2 separate regions of the Homo sapiens genome follow, and region 2 is linked to region 1. The links are chromatin loops, found by intact Hi-C in ENCODE. Cell type or tissue: prostate gland. All regions are shown on one strand. Each heading gives the region's core, and the rest is flanking DNA. Links, peaks and the distances in the headings are about the cores only.

Region 1 (4,392 bases), core at 111-4,110:
GAAAGCACAGCTGACAGTGCTCTGGTATCGACGAAAAAACCTTCCTGAAGGCCCTCAGAAAACAGCCTAATTTGGCTTTTCCTAAGTGAAGCCAGGATGGGGAGAGGATCCATGATCTCTGTGCTGGGGCCAAGAGGGACTCCAGTGAAGGGCTTGGAGTCTTCCAGAACCAACTCACAGAGATGTCCAGAACTGCCTTAAAACTAGCATCTCTTAGAGAGGCTGCAAACACAAGCTTTTGGTGCTCAAACGGGTTTTGGGTTATATGAAGTTCCCTAGGACTCTGGACTGCAGGACTTCTTCAAAAATGTTGGTATGTGGGTATACAATGGAGTCTCCAAGAGGAATAGGTTGCAAGCAGAATTCCCCCAGTCTTTTTTATCATAAAAGCACGTCTCTGAGAAACTGCACCCGGAAATGGAATCTCACAAAACCAAGTTTGGAAAACACGCTTTTTGCCTCACCTCTGGGTCACATCAGAACCACACAAGAAGGGACACAAGGACAGGACCAGCTGGGAAACACTTCTGGGGAACATCAGACAGGTTGGGAACCCTGGGAGTGTCTCATACTTGTTACCTCTTCCAGCTGCCTTATTTTCTAGATGCTTTATAGTAAAAGCCTTAGAAAAAGAGTCATGGACAGACCCTGGAGAATGGACCAGCCAGGCCGAGGGAGCAGGGGAGAAAGAAATCCTTTATCAAAGCCAGCTTGGGGAAAAGGGGCTGGGAAAAGAGCCAGAAAGGAAAGGAGGTGGCAACTATGAGGACTGCTGAAGGAGGGATATGTGGTGGGGCACTAGGCCTCCCCTAGAGATGCCACCCTGAGGGGGGCAAATCATGAAATTTCCTAAAGAAGTCTCCTCTTACTGCACCCAGGAAAGTTAATGCACCACATACACACCCCAAGGTGCTATTGATTTCTAAAATCCTATTTCACTGGATTTAAAAAGCCCTTTCTAACGTCAAGAGTCCTGTGAATATTATGGAGTGATGAGGCACAACATGAAATAAACTGAGAAGAACCAAAAACTCTAAGGTAAACTATGAAGCTGTCAGTTTCAAGCCACACTCATCGACTTGGCTCACAAGGACGGTTGCTACGAAGCAGTATTCTCCTGTGGTGGAGGAAATGGGAGAACTGGAGGTAGGGAAGACACAGGGTGGGAGGGAGGCGAAAACAGTGTGTTCAGAGAGCCCACTGCAAACTCGGTCTTAAAATATGGCTTAGAAGAGATTGTATTTTATAGCTGCTAATAAAAGGCCTCTGTTTCCTAAGAGAAGAGGTGTCAGGGATGGAGCACAGGCCTGAGCTTCATAGGACTTGTGGTTGGAGTGTTAATTGTGACAGTAATTCCCTGGGTGACCCTTGCTAAGTTCCTTCCCTCCTCTGAAAAATGAAAGCATTGACTGACCTGGCTGGTTTTTAAACTATGCCAACAGGAGATCTCAGGCTCTGAGAAAGTGCCTCCAGGGCCCTGCAAAGGGTTAGGGATAAGTGAGGGGGACTCACTCCTGATTTTACCTGATGTATTTATTTGGGTTCCATATAAAATTTCACTTGAAGAAAGGATTCTGTGGCTCAAATAAAAAGTGGAAAATCCCTGGACTGGGTTTCTTGGTCTGCATAGTGAGAGGCTAACCGTACTCGCCCCCGTAAGGTATTGTGAGGATCATGGGGTAGCAAGCAGATGAGGCTGTAGCCTGGGGTTGACTGGTGCAGTCAACTGGCTTCACAGATATTAGCCATTATTATGAGGCTGTCGCTGCTGGAGTCTCTACCTCCTTTCCCCGAGCCATGCTGTCGTCAGGCTCCGAGGTCCCTCAGGAGAGGACCCGTGTTCTATGTGTCTTCGTGTTCCCAGTGCCTTGCCCTGTGCCTGGCCCAGTGGTGTCACCTGAGGAATGGGGAATGAGCACCTCTGGGTCCTGGTCTAGGGTACTTGGAATCCTGGGCAAATCCCTTATCTTCTCAGATGCTCTGTTTTCCCATCTTTACCACGGCAAGATTGGACCAGATCTGGAGGGACTGAAAGTCTGAGAGGGGAGGGATGGGCAGGAAGGGGGTGATGAAGCCGCTGGGGCTCCCAGCATGGCCCACCTGCAGCAGCTCCTGGTGACCCTGAGCAAGAGTTGGTGAGAGCAATAAAAGGACAGGTAAATATATTTAAAACACCTTCGCAAACTCAAGTCTTCCAAATCTGGTGTCTATTTTACACTTACAGCATATCCGGCCACCCCGCTTCTCTGTGGCAGAAGCCTTAAGCCTCCGTTAAATATGAAAAAATAGAATTTACAAGCTGTGCCAGGAAGTAGCACTCGGCAGGTTGGACAGTGAAAATGAGGGAGTCAAAGGCTGAGGCCATCCATCAGGAAAGCCTCAGAAATGAAAGCTCTGAGAAGGAGCAGCTCCTGGAGTACACAAGGCTCTTTTAAATCTTTCACGGGCAGCCGGTCCAGTCACTTCTGCTAATGGCTTCTCCAGCATTGCCCGCCAATGTGGGAACACTCCAGAGGAGGCACTTACGCGGCATCATCTTGATTTATGGACTGCACTTCCTTGAGCTCAGGAAGAGCTGAGTCACAAGTTCAAATAAATATTTTCCAGTTATACTGACTTGTTATTTCAGCCACAGTGAACATCTTGAGGATGGGAAGGCAAGGTTGACTTAGAAAGTCCATCCTTTATGCCCCAGATATTTGTGGATTTGTCCCTGTCTTCCGGAAGACACTTTGGCCAAAGGGATTTTATGTCAGGTTCCCTCTACACTAAATTCTGTATCCCAAGACAATGCCATCTACCTCCCTCTCTGGAATCTCTCTTCCCTCGGCTGCAGGGATGCAAGAGCACCTGCAATGTCCCCTGTCCCTCCTGAGAGAGCTGTCTCCCCGCTACTCCCCTGCACCCTTTAAGGGGCACCTCTCAGGGCAGCCATGCTTCATATCACGGGTCACCCCTCCACTCTCAGATGACTGGGCAGAGGGGTGCCTGGCTCAAGGGTAGCCAATTGATTGGAAGGCCAGTGACAAGGTCCCAAGGTGGCCCAAGACAAAGAAAAAACCAAAAAGAGGAGTTGGGTAAAAGAGGAGTTCTTAGCTCATTCATTTCTTAGCATTTGTATTTGTTTCCTGGGGATGCCCCCGTCAAAGCCCCACAAACCAAGTGACAGAAACAACAGAAGTGTGTTGGCTCTCAGTTCTGGAGGCAGAAGTCAGAAATCAAGGGTCAGCAGGGCTGGCTCGCTCTGAGGACGAATCTGTTCCCAGCTGCTCTGTTGGCCTCAGGTGTTCCTTGGCCGGCAGAGGCTCCTTTCCCTGTTTTTTTCTTCGCAGTGTCTACCCTCTGCACATGTCTGGATCCAAATTTCCCCTTTTTCTGAGGACAGCAGTCATATTGCATTAGGGCTTCCCTAAGGACCTTATCACATTCACAGGTCACATTCACAGGTGCAGCTTTTTTGGGGACACAATCCAACCCATAATAACATGGAACTGGGACAGGAGGAGAAGATGGGGCAGGTGTTGGGGCAGCTGTGGTGAAGAGAAGCTGGGGGGCCCATCGCGGACGTGTGGAAGCTGAGGCGATGGGGGATGAGAATGGGCAAGGGAGTGGAGTCCTGAGGGACAGCTTGTGCTGCCCATGAGAGACAGAGCACACAAGACCCAACAATGCCCAGGCCCCCCTCCCTCAAGCCTGGATGGTACGGCTCAGCCTGTTTCCCACGAGCCCCCTGTCCTCCCATGAGCCTGTCCAGGCCCACCCATCTGGCCACGCCCACTCGCTGTCCTAAGGGACCTTAATGAGCTCCCACTCCTTGCAGCGAAGCTCTCCTGGTTTCCCTGCTTCCTTTCTGAATCCTCCCAGGTCTCCTTGATGACGCATTATTCTTGGCCCACCTGTTTCTCTGGGCTCTGCCCTCTTCTCACGTTCTCCCTGGCTGGTTCTCATCTTCTCCCGTGTGGGGCCTGCTACCTGTGATAAGCTGAGGACACTCAGATGGTGTCTATCCAGCCCAGGCCCCTTCCTGAGCCCCTGCTCCCTTCTGGGTACCTCCCCCTGGAGTCCTCAGGCCCCACATGCCCAACCCAGCATGCGTGTCCGGCTTTGGCACCACCACCCTCCCCTGGCCTGGTTTGCAGCTCCTCTTCTGCCTGTCAGTCACCCAGGCCAGACCCTTGGGGTCAGCATAGACTTCCCAGCCCACTCTCCAGCTCAGGGCCAGCCTGAGCCTGACAAAGCTCTTTCTCTTATTTTAAACTTTTTTTTTTTTCCCCCATCACCCACGCTGGAGTGTAGTGATATAATCATAGCTCATTGCAGCCTCCAGCTCCCAGGCTCAAGCAATCCTCCCTCCTCAGCCTCTCGAGTAGCTGGGACTACAGGGGTGCATCA
Region 2 (4,392 bases), core at 327-4,326, 50 kb after region 1:
TACTGCAAAATTATTAAATTTTATATGAAAGCTTTGTTTTACAATCTTTATCTTACCTCTTAGGTTTTAAAAAAATATAATGTAAACGCCCTTTTGAATGATACACTAAGGCAGGCAATCTTAAAACAAGCAGAGAAACGGATAATCAATCAGAATTTCTACCTTGGGAGAAACAGTCTTCACTTTATACATGAACACATATTTAAAACCAAAAAACTAACACATATGAGAAGCCATCAATTATGTCTTCCAGTCATATGTTTGTAATGCACTTCCTACATATATACAATTATTTTTCTTATAAAATGAACACACATTTATTGGAAATTGAGACAACCACTATTGTTTCTTTTTTATTGACCCTTAGGATACCAAAGAACCTTCTGATTTATCAAAGACAGATTAAGTAGTGTTTAACACAGGTATTAGATGAATTTTGTTGTAGTCCAACTACTCTTTAAATTCTTAGAAAATTATAGTTCCACATAACATATATGACAATTCTAAGTTAATGTATTAAATGAATTAAAACTAGCTCATATTCCCCCAATGGTACTATAATGCCTATTTCCATATTTTTCTACTTTAAATCCACAAGCTAAAATTCAGACTCCTCCGAGTTTTTTCTTCTTCTTGTTCTGTTCTCCAGACATATAACTTTGAACTTTTCTCAAACATTTAATTTCAACACCCTAAATCCTGTCCTATGCCCTTGATACGTTCTTTCCAACACCAACTTCTAAAAGTTGTTAACAAGTTTTTAAAATTTCTTCAGGTTAATCTCACAGATAAGAGTCAAACCCAGCTCCTGTGACATAAGAATTCATCCCACTGGGAAGGAGGCATTTCTTCAGAGTACTAATTTTCATGAAATAATTATGATCATTTTCTGCATTTGGCTCAAGTCCCCCCCGGCATGGTGCATATTTCAATGCCTTTCCTTATCACGGACATGACCAATGTGTCATCTGTCCTTTAAGTTTATCCCTACATGGCACTCTCATACAGGTGGATTCCTCTGTTTCCTTTAGGAGGAAGGAAAAGAACAATGATACATCTACTATGCCAAAAACTGCATGTGACCTGTGATCAAACCCATGCTTGGGCACATGAAGGTGTGTCAGTCACACCCTCACAGCATCACCACAGTACATCTCAGTGGGAAAGGGGCTGAGAGTCACCTCACAACATGCTGAACAACATATTGAAACTCATCAAATGTCATGAAACAGGGCCTCTATCAATTGTTACTAGGGCAGTTAGAACAAGAAAAATCCCTTTAAGATGGCTGAAATTTTTATAAGAAATTATAATACGTTTTTATATATAACACAAAATATAAAAACATAACATTTTTATAATGGTATCTTATAAAGAATACATTCGACATGAATTTAAACCTTTCAAGAAGTAACACATTATAACATGAGATACTTAGTCCATTTTAGGATTCAACTATCCAAATGTACAGTGGTAATAGCCTATTGAAATGGAGAGAGTTTTTTAAAAAGTTCCTCTTACCTGCAAGCTTACATTTTGTAGCTTGAAATGAGAGTGAACAAAACTTCGGGTTTAATTTGTATGCTTTGCTTTTTTCAACATTTTCACTAAAACCATAGTCAACATAGCATACCTAATGATTAAAAACACAGAATGTTTAGTTCTTTATCCTCTCTTTAAAAAATTCATTTGATACACTTAATTGGCTCAATCTTATTCCATGATCAGCAAGCTGAGTGGCAGAGTGGCACCTGGAAAAAGCTGGGGAGGTGCCCCTGACTTACCACAGAAGAGAAAGGCTGGAGCTGAGACCAAGGAAACCAGGGGTCCTAGTTCCAGGTCCCAGTCTTCTACCTCACCCTACCCCTTCAATGGGAAGAACAAGACTGCTCAGCCCTGCCACCTTGCTGTCGCCAGTCTTTCAGCAGCCTATCTACCTGGTTCTGCCAACTCTGCTCCCCTCCCCTTTGGTGCTTTCATTAATATCATAATGCCTATATCAGCTTATTCTTTTTTGAGTTACACATTTCCACCCGTTCCCTGGACAGCAGTATTTGTTTCTATGGCAGGCATCATCCTTGTGGTATTTATCAGATTCTAAATCCCCAAAGCAGCATTTGTGATGGCTATTCTCAGCTACTGTGCTTCCAGGGACCGAGATGCTTCATCAATGACAACAATGGTATCACTGCTGAACAACATGGAATTCTAAACTAAAAAACAGGCGTACCTATTTTTTTCAAGGGTGTGAAGCTGGGTTAGGTCTTCTTTCAGCTCAGCAAAAGGCCCTAAGTCTGCTGAACAGAGGTCTGTGTTTGCAGAAACCTGAACAACTTTTCCTCACCATTAGCACAGACTGTTAAGAGCCTGGATATTATTTTTAAGAATATTTATAGAATCTTCAGTTTAAAAGGATTATATAAACACAAAGCCTTTTTTTGAGAAAAATAAAAATCTAGAAACATTAAGCTATGGTTTAGAATAACTAAGAATCTAAGGGAAATGTTGAAAACCTAATATGCATCTCTAATTAAAGGAGATGATGGTTATTGAAAGAAACAAAGCAAACAAAACAACAAACACCAGGGCAAAGTCTTGGCCTTAATACCAAGTAACATGAGGTAGGTTCCTTTCACTGCCTCCCTGAAAATAAAGTCCACAGGCCAGCTTCTTAGTACCTAGATTATGGTACTAAACACACGAAACAAAAACCCTTCCCAGCAGAGAATCTAAGGGAAAAAAGCAGAAGACACCACTAACTCCTTTCCTTGGCCATGTGATAAGCGGGCCTGTGGGGCCTGTCTACCTTGTATCAGAAAGACCATCTCTTAGAATCCACATCTGACTCAACACTGACTTAGGCCTAGATCGCTGGTAGGGCTGCATGTCAGGCAGCTGGCCATTTAAGTGCACAAGTCTATTTCTCCAATCCTAAATTAGCACCTGCTTTTGCTTCTCATAGGCCTCAGGAGTCAGGCAGCTTTCATTTCCTTTAATAGCTATCACCACCTACAACTTAGATTCTGTTCTTCCCAGGCCCAAAATGGAGGTAACGTGGTCTGACAATAGGACATAGCATGTGAAATCATGACTCCTGGGAAATTCAGAATGTATTCTTAGCACAAGAACAGATTAAAGAATAACTGCTCCAAAGCCTCAAAAGAAAGTGTTTCTGAACTGTTTGTAGCTTCTTTTCTTGTTTTTAATCATACATGTTTGTATGGCAACTGCAGTTTATAAAACACTTGTCCATGCATTGGCCAGTGTGACTCTCACCACACTCTGCTCTGTGTCCTTTGCTCTGTGAGGGCTCAGTAGTCTCTCTCTCTCTAATGTCCTGGGATCAGGGCCAGTAGTCACATAATCTGGCATAAGGCCCCAGTCCATTCCTGGTTCTCTGGCACCATCAAGTGGCCAAAGGTCTCCCAGCACTACCTATCACCCAGCAGACTCCCCTGGGATGTGGGCCTGGGTCAGGCCAAACTGGCACCAGCCTCAGCGGGTGACCACATCTCCTGTTTCTCCTACTCACCAAGGATCTGACAGGGAAAGCAAGGAAGGAATCAGTACTTACCACCAGACAAAGTTCAATTCAAGCGAAGCAAGACTGGTGCTAAGTAGCTGGGGTTTCTCCAAATAAAGGGAGAAATCATCTCTGTCAGCTTCAAGGGGATGTGGGGAACAAGTTCAGGCCCGGATTGCTACAATCACCGCTGTCCCAAGAGCTTGCTACTGCACAAAATACCGAGCTACCTTTTTTATTCTTCACATCCAGCCCATAATTCTCAGCAGCAATGACGAGGCTGGTCACTCCCTTCTTTATGAGACGCTTTCTTTTTCTGGCTTCTGTGACACCACTCTCTTGGTTTTTCTTCTTTGGCCATCTTTACAGGCTTTTCTGCTCCCCTTATGCCTCCATGTAAATACTGAAGGGTTTCAGGACCTGGGCCCAGGCCCCTCCTCCTCTCTACGTGTATTCTCTCTCTAGGGGATCTCATCTTGTCCTGTGATTTCACATAGCACCTATATGCTGATGCCTCCCAACCTGACACATCTCCAGTCCTAACTGCTCCCTGAGCTCCAAATTCATCCATGTGACATCTGATAGCTATTCTCAAACCTAGCAGGTCCTATGAAATTCTCAATTGTTCTCCACAATGGTTTTTCTCTCTGACTTCCCAATTTCAACAAATGGCACCAATATCTAGTCAATTGCTCAAGCCCCAAACCCAGTAGCTTATCTTGAATCTTCTCTTTTGCTTACCATCCACTTCCAACAGGTCAGTGTCCTGTCAGTTCTACCTCCAAATATATCCTGAATCTCTTCCACTACCTCCATCTTCACTAATCCAGGTTACAAGGTAGCTGGCTATTACAACAGCCACCTAACCA

What was found. Peaks named below come from ENCODE experiments on the same cell type or tissue, not always from the same donor. Only the 100,000 strongest peaks of a DNase experiment are listed, where the experiment ranks them.
Region 2: it touches region 1 in a loop (7-fold over the local background); 1 of 110 quality-filtered maps calls a loop at or near these places.

What each region holds. Positions count from the first base shown.
Region 1 is chr9:97,517,215-97,521,606 of GRCh38, reverse strand. All of the region lies in intron 1 of TMOD1 (tropomodulin 1), which reads right to left. Among named protein-coding and RNA genes, the nearest start is that of TMOD1-AS1, 2.9 kb to the right of the region's middle. In prostate gland, for the core only: no CTCF peak of the experiment used is centred there; a DNase peak (open chromatin) is centred at 2,496; H3K27ac peaks cover 2,338 bases.
Region 2 is chr9:97,467,799-97,472,190 of GRCh38, reverse strand. It overlaps TDRD7 (tudor domain containing 7), which reads right to left. Exons shown (of 17, transcript NM_014290.3): 9 at 1,522-1,633. Among named protein-coding and RNA genes, the nearest start is that of TMOD1, 32 kb to the left of the region's middle. RefSeq lists an enhancer at 3,507-3,566. In prostate gland, for the core only: CTCF peaks have their summits at 1,904 and 3,406 (motif pointing left); a DNase peak (open chromatin) is centred at 3,380; H3K27ac peaks cover 574 bases.